Linked DNA regions of Homo sapiens: region 1 is linked to region 2. Evidence: chromatin loops called from intact Hi-C (ENCODE). Cell type or tissue: K562. All regions are shown on one strand. Links, peaks and the distances in the headings refer to the core of each region. The heading gives the core; the rest is flanking DNA.

Region 1 (2,925 bases), core at 179-2,678, 130 kb before region 2:
TAAATTATATATAATTTTTATAAGTATATTTATATATAAATATATATAAATTATATATAAATATTTAAAAAATATATAAACATGTTTATACATTATATGTTTATATATATTTTATATATAGTTTTTATATTTTTATATATAAATATATATTTATGTTTTATATATAAACATATATAAAATATATAAACACATATATAATATGTATAAACATATATATAAAAAACATACTTAAAAAAATTAAATTTAATTATAAAAAGATACTGAATGGGCTGGATGTGGTGGCTCACGCCTGTAATCCCAGCACTTTGGGAGGCCGAGGTGGGAAGATCAGTTGAGGTCAGGAGTTCGAGACCAGCCTGGTCAACACAGTGAAACCCCATCTCTATTAAAAATACGAAAATTAGCCTGGTATGGTGGCACACTCCTGTAATCCCAGCTACTAGGGAGGCTGAGGCGGGAGAATTGCTTGAACCCAGGAGGCAGAGGTTGCTGTGAGCCAAGATCGCTCCACTGCACTCCAGACTGGGTGACAGAGCCAGACTCTGTCTAAAAAAAAGAATACTGAATGGATAGAAGCTAAAAATGCTACAAAACTCATCTAATTAGTTGCTGTCAATATTACATGTTTTTTTCGTTTTTTAAAAAATAATAATTGTATACATTCATGGGCTACGTAATGTTTTTTTTTTTTGGGGGGGACGGAGTCTCGCTCTTTTGCCCAGGCCGGAGTGCAGTGATGCAATCTTGGCTCACTGCAAGCTCCACCTCCCGGGTTCACGCCATTCTCCTGCCTCAGACTTCCGAGTAGCTGGGACTACAGGGGCCCGCCATCGCGCCCGGCTAATTTTTCGTATTTTTAGTAGAGACGGTATTTCACTGTGTTGGCCAGGATGGTCTCAATCTCCTGACCTCGTGATCTGCCCGCCTAACCTCTAAAAGTGCTGGGATTACAGGAGTGAGCCACGGCGCTCGGCCCTACATAATGTTTTAATACAAACAATGCATAGTGATCAGATCAGGGTAATTAGCATATTGGTAATTTCAAAGATTTATCATTTCTTTGTGTTGACAACATTTAATATTGTAAGAATTAAAGAAAGAGGAGAGAAACACAAAGGATGGCTTTTCAGTCAACAGGGGCAGGTTTATTTTAAATAAACCTGAGAAGGGCGGTTGGCTGAGTTAGGTCAGAGCCACACTCTCTAACAGACTAAGAGTTTCTAAAGATTCAGGATAGGAGAGTTTATAAGAGGCTTGGACTGCTTCTGTGTCTCTTTGTTGTGCTTATCTGGGAGGGACAGTTGCGTTTCTATTCCCATACACCTTTTTGCAGCTGCAGGCATATCCCCCAAGTCTGCTTTTAGCTTCTCTATCTTAGTATTCCTGAAGGGAAAGAAAAGTGCTTATTAAGGCCCACTGTCTTACTGGGGCCCATTGTATGAGGGTGAAGTTTGGCAGTTACCCAAGAGACTTTCTCCTCACCTCCCTCTGTTTCCAAGCGGTCTTATCTGTGTTTTACTGTCTGCTCTTTCTGGCTGCTTGTAGTTAGAAGAGAAGTGATTTCCTTGAAATGCATGAGGCTAGAAAGGGAGCTGGAACTTAAAGTGGTGGTGTTTGTCCGAGATGACGGTGCTCCTGCTCTAGCAAATATCCTGCCAGGCGTAGTGGCTCACGCCTGTAATCCCAGTACTTTGGGAGGCGGAGGCTGGGGGATCACCTGAGGTCAGGAGTTTGAGACCAGCCTGGACAACATGGTGAAACCCCATCTCTACTGAAAATACAAAAATTAGCTGGGCATGGTGGTGCACACCTGTAATCCCAGCTACTTGGGAGGCTGAGGCACTAAAATTGCTTGAACCGGGGATGTGGAGGTTGCAGTAAGCCAAGATTGCACCACTGCCCTCCAGCCTAAGTGACAGAGCAAAACTCCATCTTAAAACACACACACACACCCACACAAACACACACACACAGAGCAACATTCAATATCCTCTCTTCTAGCTATTTGAAACTATACAACGCATTATTGTTAATTATAAGCAACCTGCAATGCTGCAGAGCACTAGAACTTATCCTCCTATCTAGCTGTAATTTTGTATTCTTTAGCAAATCTCTACCTATCCTCCCCTTCCCAGTCTCTAATATCCTCTGGTTCCACATTTTACTTCTATTAGATCAACTTTTTTTAGCTTCCACATGTGAGTGAGAATATGCGGTATTTAACTTTCTGTTAAGATCATTTGCCTACTTTATAATCAGACGTTTTCTTGTTTTGTTTTTTGCTATTGAGATGTTTGAACTCTTTGTATCTTCTGGATATTAATCCCCTGTGGGATGAGTAGTCTGAAAATATTTTCTCTGATCCTGTAGGTTGTCTTTTCACTCTCTTGATTGTTTCCTCTGCCGTGCAGAAGATTTTTAGTTTGATATAATCCCATTTGTTTATTTTTGCTTCTGTTGTCTGTGCTTTTGAGGTCTTATTCGTAGAACCAAGCCTGGTGACATATTGATTTTGAACTTAGAGCTTCCAGAACTGTGAGAAAGTACATTTCTGTTTTTTAAGCCACCCAGTCTAATGTAACAATAATATATTTAGATACCTTTTAACTTCTCTCCCTGCCCCCACCAAATATCTAATGGTCAGAATAAATAATAACAGGGAAGACAAACATGTTTTGTTTTGTTTGAGAATGAGATGCACCTGATCACAGTGGATTTTAAGCTCTTTTTGTATATATACTAGGGAATGGCTGGATGTCTTTTTTCATAATTATTATACTAGGATCACATACTAGTTAGTAACTTCAAATAGGGCAGTCAGATAGGCTTCACGTGCCTCCTTCAAGCACCAAAAGCTATACTCTGGAAACTCCAAGATCAGTGTTAAAGTCCTACACAATTTCTCACACCAGATGCTGGATGAGA
Region 2 (2,925 bases), core at 150-2,649:
GAGCTGAGATTGTACCGTTGTACTGCAGCCTGGGTGACAGAGCAAGACTCTGTCTCAAAAATAAATAAATAAATAAATAAAAAACGTCTTATGGCTGAGACTATTTACTCTCTCCAAATTCATTCTCTTCCTCTGTCTTAGTAACAGAACCCTACATTTATTCAAGATATTAGCATACCCAACTAGAAACTGTATTTTTCAGGCTCTGTTGCAACCAGGTATAGGAATGGGACTTAGTTCTTGTCAAAAGGACTTGAATCCAAGTCTTAAGTAGGACTTTTGGGAAGTATCTATAAAAAATATTTTTTCTTTTTAGCTGTCTGGTTTGGAAATGTGATGGTTGGAGCTCTAGTAGCCATCTTGGGCCTTCAGAATAGAGACCACACTCTAGGTTAGAGATCTGGAAGATGTCTTGATCCTCAGTGATTTTGTGGATTTGTATTATCAGCTTTGGCTTCAAAATTATTTGAGCCATCATTTGAACCTCATCCCGAATGATACACATGCTTCATGGAGGAGGTAGCATTGAGATGGTCCTTGAAGGAAGAATAGGATTTAGATGGTCAGGAAGAGTAGGGAAACATCATAGGCAAGGGGATAAAATAAAAATAAAAAACTATTAAATTTACAGAGTAGTTTACAGCTTATAGAGTGAATTCACATCCACTATTTTATTTGTTCCTCATAATAACTGGGTATGTTATATGCAAATATTATCTTCATTTTACAGATTAGAACTGTGGAGTCCAAAGATGGACAAACGATTAAATGGAAAGGACATTGGATTTGTAGTCAGAAAGTCTGGGTTTGAGTTTTTTATTGTGATGGGCAAACTTTAAGGTGGCCCCCATGATTCCTCTCCTGGTGTTTATGTTTTTATATAATCCTCTTCTCTTGCTTGTAGGCAGACCTGTGAATTACTTCTAATCAGTAGACTATAGCAAAGGTGAAGAGATGCTGCCCTTAAAATTTCATTATATTATATATCACTCCAGAGCCTCTTGCTCCCTCACCCCCTCTACCATCTCCGTTACTGATTTTGAAGAAGAAAGCTGTCATGAATCTTATAACTGCAAGGAACTTAATGTTGCCAAGAACCATTTGAGTGGGAAAATGGATTCTTCTCCAGGCAAGCCTTCAGATGAGAACTTAGCCCAGGCCAACACCTTGACTACAGCGTTGTGAGACTCTGAAGCAGAGAACCCAGCTAAACCGTGTCCAGACTCCTGGCTCAGACTGTGTGTTATTTTAAGTTACTTAGTTCATGGTAATTTGCTATGCAGAAATAGATAGCTAATAGACTATCTACTAGTTGTGCGGCCTTGAGTTAATAGCATAACTGCTTTGTCATGGCAGAGGTGATTAACTGTTCACCATAAAGTTATGCTTCCTCTTCCACAGAACAGCTTTATCACTGGGAAGCAGCCACCCAGCGATAGCCTACATTTCGCAATACCCCTCACATCTGGGTGGAGGCATTGACTGTTCTCACCAGTGAGATGTAAGTGAAAGTCATTTGGGTCACTTCCAGCATGAGGTTGTTAAAAAGTAGGTGTGCTTTCTCCAACCTCTCTGCCTGTCTGCCAGCTTGAGGCAGGAGACTCCAAGGCTGTAGGATCTGGTGGGGCCACAAGACAGAAGGAGCCAGGGCTCAATTACTTCGTGGAGGAAAACTGCACCCTGACCAGGAACACCCTCAGTACACAGTTACATGAGCAGGAAATAACCCTATTGTGTTAAGTGCTGACTGTTTTGTTTATTGTAGCAATTACTGTTTCCCTTATGTAGCATTAATTTTCTTATCTATCAAATGGGGATAAAGTTGTGACATAAATGAAACAATCTGTTTAAAACACATATCAAATTGTAAACTATTATCCTAATATGAGGTGTTAATAGTGTCTTCACAAAACCCCTGTGATGTAACTAGAGAAGTAATTATTCCTTCATTTTATAGGTGATAAAACTATATGAAATGGCTATGTGGCTGGTTTGAGGTCTCTAAATTAGTGACAGGGGTAGGACTATCTCTCTTGATTCCCTACCTAATATTCTTCCACATTTCCATGACATCACACAAGGGTTCAGGGGAGTGGAAGGTGTGCAGAGGAAGGGGGAGTTTCAGGAAGACACATTTCTTTAAACATGTGCAGATGAATACAGTGATTTCAAAGGTGTCCCTGTGGAGTTGAACCAAATGCCTCCTCTGCAGAGGCTGTATGTTTAGCTGTCAGTACATGGAAGAGAAGCATAGCTTCACCTTACATATGTTTTAGTTAAATTAGTAGATTAATGTATATTTACTTTGAGGTGATTGTTGAAATACCTTCCTTGTGTGTAATGGAATTTTCTCCTTTCGGCGATGCCAAAGACAGTTCATTTAGCTACATATGTTGTCAGTGAAATTTCCCACATGCTTCCATGAAACATTTGTCTTCTCCAGATGGCCTGTGTAAAGCCCAGTTGTTCTTCCAAATAAATTTATGGCTACAACAAATGTGTTATCTCTCTAGACTAGCTGAGAGTTCTTTTTTGGAAAAAGAAATAAATGATTTCCTACAATTCAAAGAGGGATAGATTTTTCAGTGTAAAGTGGTGTGAAACTCTGTTCTAAGGCTGAAATTTGGTAGGATCTGAGTTTTAAAAATTAATAGATAGAGTGTGTTGCTTTCATTCCCCTCCACCCATAAAATCTGTGTGGTTTTAAGTTCCCTTCATACAAGAATCCCAAACACAAGAATTCCCCTGCAGATTGTTTCCATATTTCTAATCTCTTGCTTTGCAGCTTTTTTCCCCCAATAAAGCCTTACTTTTAAAATAAAAAATCCAAACACTTATTATTCAATATTTAATATATGAAAAAGAATACTTATAACACAGATATAAGTTAACAAACATACTAATAAATTGGACACCTGTGGAACC

Evidence for each region. Hi-C counts contacts between places; a loop is a spot of excess contacts. Peaks named below come from ENCODE experiments on the same cell type or tissue, not always from the same donor. Only the 100,000 strongest peaks of a DNase experiment are listed, where the experiment ranks them.
Region 1: a loop joins it to region 2, with 4 times the contacts of the local background. A loop is called at or near these places in 97 of 110 quality-filtered maps.

Annotation. Positions count from the first base shown.
Region 1 is chr4:83,494,903-83,497,827 of GRCh38, forward strand. No RefSeq gene overlaps it. Among named protein-coding and RNA genes, the nearest start is that of ABRAXAS1, 11 kb to the left of the region's middle. In K562, for the core only: no CTCF peak of the experiment used is centred there; a DNase peak (open chromatin) is centred at 1,360; H3K4me3 peaks cover 1,023 bases.
Region 2 is chr4:83,628,873-83,631,797 of GRCh38, forward strand. No RefSeq gene overlaps it. Among named protein-coding and RNA genes, the nearest start is that of GPAT3, 94 kb to the left of the region's middle. RefSeq lists a cis regulatory region at 1,020-1,743 and an enhancer at 1,344-1,638. In K562, for the core only: no CTCF peak of the experiment used is centred there; a DNase peak (open chromatin) is centred at 1,449.